Linked DNA regions of Homo sapiens: region 2 is linked to region 1. Evidence: read pairs that join two places in POLR2A ChIA-PET (ENCODE). Cell type or tissue: PC-3. All regions are shown on one strand.

Evidence for each region. ChIA-PET counts read pairs that join two places held together with the same protein. Peaks named below come from ENCODE experiments on the same cell type or tissue, not always from the same donor. Only the 100,000 strongest peaks of a DNase experiment are listed, where the experiment ranks them.
Region 2: POLR2A ChIA-PET joins it to region 1 with 5 read pairs; 1 of 35 experiments calls an interaction of 5 or more read pairs at or near these places.

What each region holds. Positions count from the first base shown.
Region 1 is chr21:34,876,260-34,880,259 of GRCh38, reverse strand. All of the region lies in intron 5 of RUNX1 (RUNX family transcription factor 1), which reads left to right. The region is part of intron 1 of RUNX1-AS1 (RUNX1 antisense RNA 1); the gene reads right to left. Among named protein-coding and RNA genes, the nearest start is that of RUNX1-AS1, 42 kb to the right of the region's middle. In PC-3, no CTCF peak of the experiment used is centred here; DNase peaks (open chromatin) are centred at 1,129, 1,569 and 2,559; H3K4me3 peaks cover 2,475 bases; H3K27ac peaks cover 3,132 bases.
Region 2 is chr21:36,208,243-36,212,242 of GRCh38, reverse strand. It overlaps DOP1B (DOP1 leucine zipper like protein B), which reads right to left. Exons shown (of 37, transcript NM_001320714.2): 5 at 3,339-3,528; 6 at 592-690; 7 at 146-269. Among named protein-coding and RNA genes, the nearest start is that of DOP1B, 53 kb to the right of the region's middle. RefSeq lists an enhancer at 739-1,673 and a silencer at 2,278-2,572. In PC-3, CTCF peaks have their summits at 2,212 and 2,413 (motif pointing right); DNase peaks (open chromatin) are centred at 42, 1,992 and 2,432; H3K4me3 peaks cover 401 bases; H3K27ac peaks cover 3,107 bases.

The DNA of each region.
Region 1 (4,000 bases):
GACTTTAATGAAACTAGGATTATACAATTACAATGAGGATTCTCTCTTGGATAACAATACAAAAGCTATTTAATGGAAACTGTTGACGTATGATCTGTGGGCTATCTGTGAAAAGTGACAGAGTTTCGAATGACCACTTCTAATAATTTTAGGGATTTCTAGTGTATGATGTTGAAACATGGTTTCAAGCAAGCTTACCTTTTTAGAAAAAGACATGAAGAAATAATGTTAGTACCATTGATGGCAGTATGATCTTCCTGTTGTATTTCTTTTCAATGCCTTATTTAGGAGGAGGGGTTGGGCCTGGTTAGCATTTTAGATACTAATAATATTAGAGATTGGATTATCCAAGAAATTGTTGCATTACTTCAGCTCCATGTGTGATTTTATTTTTCCTTGCCTTTAACTCATTATCAAAGCATTAGAGCAGAAATAGGAATCTTGGCTTATTGTAATTTTTTCTGGTTTCCAATTATTTTCAAGTATTATGTTTTCTTTACATTGTAAGAACCAAATCATATTTTATAAATAGCAACAAGTAGTAAAAGTTTAGTTGAGGGAGGTAAGATAGTTTTTTAAACTCATTTTTTGTAATATAGTACCGATTAAGCTTACAAATAAGTTATTTCAAGTATAATAAAAAGACTTATGGTAAATACCTAAATAACAGTAATAGTTCTCGTATTGAAAAAAATGGAAGCACCAATCAAACAACATTTAAAATAAGAGAAATTATTACTCTTTAAAAAGGCATTTAAAAACAAGAAAATCTCAGTTCTCAGAGAATTTGATTAGTCAGAAAGGAGAAAGGGGTAAATGTGAGTTGATTATTTTGGTGATTATTTTTGCTATCCTAGCTATCTGGAGCATTTTCATAATAGAATCATAGCTGGAGAAAATAAAAAATTTATATAATGTGATTGAAAATATATATTCATAGTACTATATTAATAATAGGGTAATGCAAAGAAAATTATATCCACTTTTTGAAAGCATGAGTGATGCTATAAGATATAAAAGCATAAGTCATTAAATGGGTTCACTTGTTGTATTAAAAGTCCCCACCTTTCAGTAAATGGAATTTGCATTATGATTCAGAGATGTGTGTCTAGAAAACATCTTAAAGGCTTCGGATGAGTAGCTGGCAGAGTGGGTGAGAAGCCAATAAAAAACAAAGGCCCCACAGCCTGGTCCATGCCCATCGGCCTAGCTAACTCTCTTAATTCAGTTCTTGTGGATTTCTGCTGTTAGGAATCAATAGCTAAGTATCATTGAATTGCTTTTCTAGAGAAAGTGTTATCATCATACTATGCATCTGTGTGGGTCTTCAAGTTAGGTTTTGGTCATAAAAGTTTTAAAAACTATTTAGTGATCCGTGCCAGTGACATTTTCCCACAAGAAGTTCAGTAGTGGCTTTCCGGCAATGCACAGTAAACCAGTGATAATAAAAAAATGAGATTTTGAAAGCAGTGTGCTTTCTTTTCTGGCATTGATGGCTGATCTTGCATCCCTCATTGACCATTTCTGTTTTGAGTGGGTGACTAATAGGTGCTTGTGTTTACTTGGGTAACAGTGAACTGTTTCCCCAAGGTGTGGAGTGTTTGCATTTGGCTGCAGGATTCGTGCCAGTATGCCCTTGAGTTTGCATAAACCCCAAAAAGTAAAATAGCTGCAACCAAGGCTGGGCTGTCTTCCCATACTCTGGAATGAGAAAATTAATTGAAATGCCATAAACAGACAATATTTTGAACAGACTCTCCTTCCCACCAGTGATAATAAGCAATAAAAAATACGGAAACCCTAATGGAACATTTGACCCAATTGTAATTACTGTGGATATGAATATTGTTGGTCTTGAGATGTATATATATATGTGTGTGTGTATATATATATATATATTTTTTTTTTTTTTTTTAGTCAGCGCTACAAAAGTAAATGAGCTGTCTGAAGGCCCGATTTGACTCTGTCATAATTTCTTTCCATAGTCATAAAATATAACTTGATTTTTCTCTTTCAAGTGTAAGTGTCAACACCAAAGCCTGCCAGATTTTTTTCTTTCTTTTTCCTTCTTCTTCTTTTTTTTTTTTTTTGCAATTTGCTTCCCATTAGGAAGAGAGCAGATCATTCTGACTAATTTTAACAATTAGTCTTAATCTTCCTCACTGAATCTTACCTTTAACAGTTTCATTACGTTTTATTAAGTGATCTTAAGACAACTGTCTCATTTTCTGTTTTTGAAAATGTGCTTGAAAATATACCCTTGGCATGAACACACCACGCCATGGCTCAGAAGGCCCTGGCTCTTGGCTCATCCAAACTTTCAGTGCCAATTTTGAATTCTGTCAAAAGCCACCAGTCTGATGGATTCTCCAAGGGGCCTAGTAAGTGGTGCAAAATGAAAGGTAGAGAAAGAAGTTCTCTTTCTGTGACCAGCTGCCAGTCCATGGGGATTGTAAACCTCATAGAAACTGCCAGAGGTTGAACATGGAAGGGTTTTTCTCTGTTCTACAAAACGAATCTATCTGGGCGCTGGCTGCCATCCAGGATCACAGCTCCTAACCTCGGGTTCATTCCGTAACTGGGAAAACCTGCCTGTCCGGCTTTGATGGCCTCGCTGGCTACACTGGCCCTGTAGAAGCCTGAACCTTCTCTCTTTTCTTCCATTCCCTCCTTTTTCTCCTTGGCAGTTTAAATCTTGGTTCAGAGTGTATCTCACCCTTGGAATGTTTCTCTCTTTGATTCAGTATCTCCATGTAAATCGACCGCTCCTTTACAAAGGAGGAAGAGATAGCAGCTCCCAGGAGATGAGGGTTAGGGAGCTCTGGGGACCGGGCTGAACTCCAGAGGTCATGTGAGCACAGAGGTTATTGTTCAGAATAATTCACATTTTAGCCAAATGGACTGGGACTCCATGACACCCCCAAAAAATTGAAGTTCAGGGTCAAAAGGAATTCTCTTATGTGAAACGAATTCACTGAGCAGCTTATATCAGTTTACATCTGCAGTTGAGGCAAGTGCTACATCACCTGCCACCTTTAGAATGACAAGAAAGTGTATCATGGCTTCAGCTGAGAGAAATTTAAGAAATTTTAGCAATTGGTATCCGGGCACAGTGGCTCACACCTGTAATCCCAGCACTTTGGGAGGCCGAGGTGGGTGGATCACCTGAGGTCAGGAGTTCAAGACCAGCCTGGCCAACATGGTGACACCGCCATCTCTACTAAAAATACAAAAAATTAGCCAGGTGTGGTGGCGGGCGCCTGTAATCCCAGCTACTCAGGAGGATGAGGCAGGAGAATCGCTTGAACCCAGGAGGTAGAGGTTGCAGTGAGCCGAGGTTGCGCCACTGCACTCCAGTCTGGGCAACAAGAGCAAAACTCCATCTAAAAAAAGAAAAAAGAAAAAGAAATTTTAGCAATGAAATCTGTGACTGCTTCATCCCAGTTGGAGTATTTAATCAGTCAGAGAATAACTGATCAATCAGGAAATACAGCTTTAGTAATTTCATTTCAGAACCAAAGAAGAAATCTCTCCAGCTGCTTTATCAGCTGCATTGTTGCTGCAGGAGGAAAGATGGTCTACTGCACATTTCTTTCTAGTTTTTTCTTAGAATATGATTTTTAATCTTTGGGGAACATCATAGATACTTTTGAAAATCCTTTGGAAGGCTTTTTCCAAGGACAAAAAAAAAATGCACGTGTTCACTTACACACAGAATTACGTATATCATTTCAGTTTCTAGGCTACCAGAACTCATTTATGGACCTTCTGGGGATCCACAGACCCTAGGCCAAAAATTTGTGAATTTGGAACTTTGCATTGATCATGGAGGGCCAGCTTAGCCCTATGCCGCATATAGTAGACACCTGAAAATGAATAAATACATGTACAAATGAGCTAGACATTTTCTTGAACCTGTGCTGTTTTGGTAACACCTGTGTTTTTGTTATCGCCGGGGTCTGGTTTGTCTAATTAAGAAAGTAGATCTCCTTGAAACCAC
Region 2 (4,000 bases), 1.3 Mb before region 1:
ACCAGTGCCATATTTAGTCATTGTGGTATCTTTCCATACTTCATGATTCAGAGATACATCACCAAGACCAAATCTTATTCCAGAAGTCAGCACTAAAAGGTTTCATATTAACTTTGACTTTAAAAGGGTGTATACTGCTCAGTACCTAGTAACCATGCATACAGTCTTCTGTTCAGGGACATGTCCCTTCTCAGTAGGGTCTGGGTGGCGGCTGAGAGAATGCGCACGATGTCAGATCTGAGGAGGGGGATGGCTCTCTCATTGGAATCCTATTAGAAGGACAGAGAAATTTACTGCAAGGGAATGATAGGGCAGATTGCTGACTTTTTGACACGCAGCCCTTCCTTGCTGGTCTGCAAAGCTCTATCTCAAAATGGGCTGGTTCCTTACACATTACCCATGGAAAGAAGCTATTCAATACGTGCAATGAAAACGCTATCCTTGCAAAAATGAACAAGGACTTTTCACTGGCTACCAGCAAATAATGCCCATGAGTGGCTGAGCTGTCCTCGTACGACAGAACTGCTTGAGATCTATATCCCACCCCTTGGGAAACACCAGTGACTTACCAGAAGAGTACAAATTACTTACCAGACAGGTATAAAATGGGAAGAAAAACAGAACGATTTCCAGATTATTTCTTTGCACAAGAACATTTGAGTCCAACAGGGAGGCACGCAAAGACTTCACCTGTAAACGATCAAACGGCACTAGCATTTTCAGGCTACTCTTTATGGTCATAAAAACGAAAGTAACCTTTCCCGGGAATCTTGAAACTCCTGCGTTATATCACTCAGAAGAGAACCAGCAGCCACAGGTCAGGAGGGTGTGGGTTCTAGCTCTCGAGGCCACAGGCTGCGTGACATCGGAGAAGACGTTCAGCTGCAGACCTCACTGTTCCACGTGAGAGCCGGAGGGGTTTGGACCAGATGGCCGGGTTCTATGATCTCAAATTCTACGATCCCAGAAAGGATCCAACAGGAACCTTAAACTAAAGCTCTGAAGACACATGGGAAAATAATTCCTGATCAATTCAGTAGATATTCTGAGTGTCTTTTCTGAATACAGATAGGTAGACTAGAGATGCATAAGAAATTAGAGCCACAGACAAACGCTCAGAGTTCAGAAGAGGAGAGCTCTTTCAACTGCAGAGAACAATGATGCTCCACGGGAAAGCTGGGCTTGAAGAACAGGAAGGAGCTACACTGAGACCTCGAAGAAGGGCAGGAATGCACAGCCAGGGGGACAGAAGGGAACAGCCGGGAGCAAAGGCACTGTGAGGCCAGGCCCTGTGGCAGTCGTGTGGGAGCGCAGGGCCTGCAGGGAAGAGTGAGGTGCTGTGGCTGGGAGCAGATGGTTAGAATGCTCTTGAGCTTGGACTATAGCTGTTGGCAATGGGAAGTCAGATATTTTTATTTTTTTATTTTCTTTGAGACAGGGTCTTGCTCTGTCACTCAGGCTGGAGTGCAGTGGTGTGATCTTGACTCACTGCAACCTCTGCCACCGGCGTTCAAGCGATTCTCGTGTCTCAGACAGCTGAGTAGCTGGGATTATAGGTGCCCGCCACCATGCTCTGCTAATTTTTTTTGTTTGTTTTTCAGACAGAGTCTCGCTTTGACACCCAGGCTGGAGTGCAGTGGTGCAATCTTAGCTCACTGCAACCCCCGCCTCCCAGGTTCAAGCGATTCCTTTGTCTCAGCCTCCTGAGTAGCTGGGACTACGGGCGCCCATCACCACACCCAGCTCATTTTTGTATTTTTAGTAGAGACGGGGTTTCACCATGTTGGCCAGGGTGGTCTTGAACTCCTGGCCTCAGGTAATCCACCCGCCTCGGCCTCCCAAAGTGCTGAGATTACAGGCATGAGCCACTGCGCCCAGGCTAATTTTTGTATTTTTAATAAACGTGGGGTTTCATCATGTTGGCCCGGCTGCTCTTGACCTCCTGACCTCAAGTGATTCACCTGCCTCAGGGCTCCCAAAGTGCTGAGATTACAGGCATGAGTCACCGCACCCAGCCGGGAAGTCAGACATTTTTAAAGCACAGGATACATATGAGCAAAGCTAGGCTTTCTCCCCATCCCAAATCTCTTAGCAGATTTGGGATGGGAAGAAACCAGTCAGATCCAAGAGTAAGAGACAAGAAGCCAGAGCAGGGCTGAGACGATGGAGAGAAAGAGACAAAGGGGATACTGACGGGGCAGGAAAGGGACGTGTTCATCGGGGTCGCCTGTGTCCTGATCATTGTGCGAGGCGCTTTTCATCCATTTTTCCACCTTGTCATCAGAGAGATCCTGTGAAGCAGGTCTACAACCCCCATTTTGCAAAGAGAAATGGAACCAGAGGGTAATTCACACTCAGCTGCAGATCTTCTCACCTGCGAATTCAATCTGAACACTTTAAGATCAAAGTGTGGGAACACCACCAGGTGGCGAAAGACAGCAAGACACAAAAGCACAAGAGGCAGGTTTGGGGAAAAGAGACAAAGATCTGGGAGGTTACCATTTCTAAGGGCACGAGAAGGGATGTCGTTACCAGGGAAGAGAGCTTCCCTTGAAGGGCCTGGAGATGGATACCTGGGGGACCCCAATAATTTAGGTTTGAGAGCAGCCAATGGAGACAAGAGAGGAGGGGGAGGACGCCAAGGGAGGAGGGGGTTTCCATGTGTGAGTGGGCAGTGGCCCCCGTGACACAGGACAGAGGAAGGAAACAAAGACCCGCCAATGCAGCAGACCCTCTGCGTGCAGAGGCCGTCTGAGCGCCGTGTGCAGCTAAGCACATTTCTGCAAAGCCAGGGGCCTCCAGAAGGGACCTCTGAGGGTGTGAACACTTATTTGAATGTATGAATCTTAATGCCACTTTGGGAGGCCGCGGTGGGTGGATCACCCGCCAGGCAGGCAGTTCGAGACCATCCTGGCCAACATGGTGAAACCCCATCTCTACTAAAAACACAAAAATTAGCCGGGCATGGTGGTGGGTGCCTGTAATCCCAGCTACTCGGGAGGCTGAGAGAGGAGAATTGCTTGAACCCGGGAGGCGAAGCTTGCAGTGAGTCGAGGTTGTGCCACTGCACCCCAGCCTCGGCGACAGAGCGAGACTCCGTCTCAAAACAAAAACAAAAACAAAAAAAACCTTAATGCATATGTTAAAAAAGCCACCACCAGCCTCAACTGCACAAGGCCTCCTTCTCGCCTTGCTCAGCCGTTCGTTACCCAGACTTAAGCTTGGTGCACCTCCCTTTCCTGGATGTCCCTTTGCAGCTTCAGTGACAACCTGCCCATGAGGATGCTGTGCCCACATGTCGCCTCCTCCCCATGCCCTGTGAGGAACACAGCACCCACCGTGAGTTGGTGATTGGTCCCCAGCATGTACTTCTGCTCCCGGCCGGGGGCATCCCTGTTGATGTGGCCCACCACGAAGACTGAGGCAGGGAGGCGGATGGACGGGCTGGCCAGGACGCTCCCCCAGAGGGCGGTGTAAAACACCTCTTTGCCAACCACCAGCGACAGTCTCAGGAGCAGAGCATCCGTTCTGTTGATGAGAGAGGATAGGGTTCAAGGGCTCGCCCCATCTTCCCGAGTCCCACTGCACACTGCTCTGCGAATGCTGCATGAAGAACCACAGCGGATTCGCCTGGCTGGGGAAGCCCCACCTTCCTCATCGCCGGGAGCCGCTGCCATCTCTCACCCTGCTGTGTGTGTCCACCTGCTGGCTGTCACACTGACCCTGGATTTGCCAAAACCAATGTCACTAGGCAGCGCGGTGTCTTGGCCAATGGAAAGTGGCTAAGCAGTCGTGCGTGGCAGGGCAGAGACCCATCTCCACCCTGGCCGTGCCACGGATGCCTAGGTGCTCACGGAAGGGAGGTTCCACCATAAGAGGGATAGGCAGGTCAGCCACTTCACAGAAAAGCGGAAGGAGCCATTGGTGTATCAAAAACAAGCATATGCTGAGGAGACTGATCAAAGACTTAAGCAATTAGATGCCACCAACTTGAGCACAG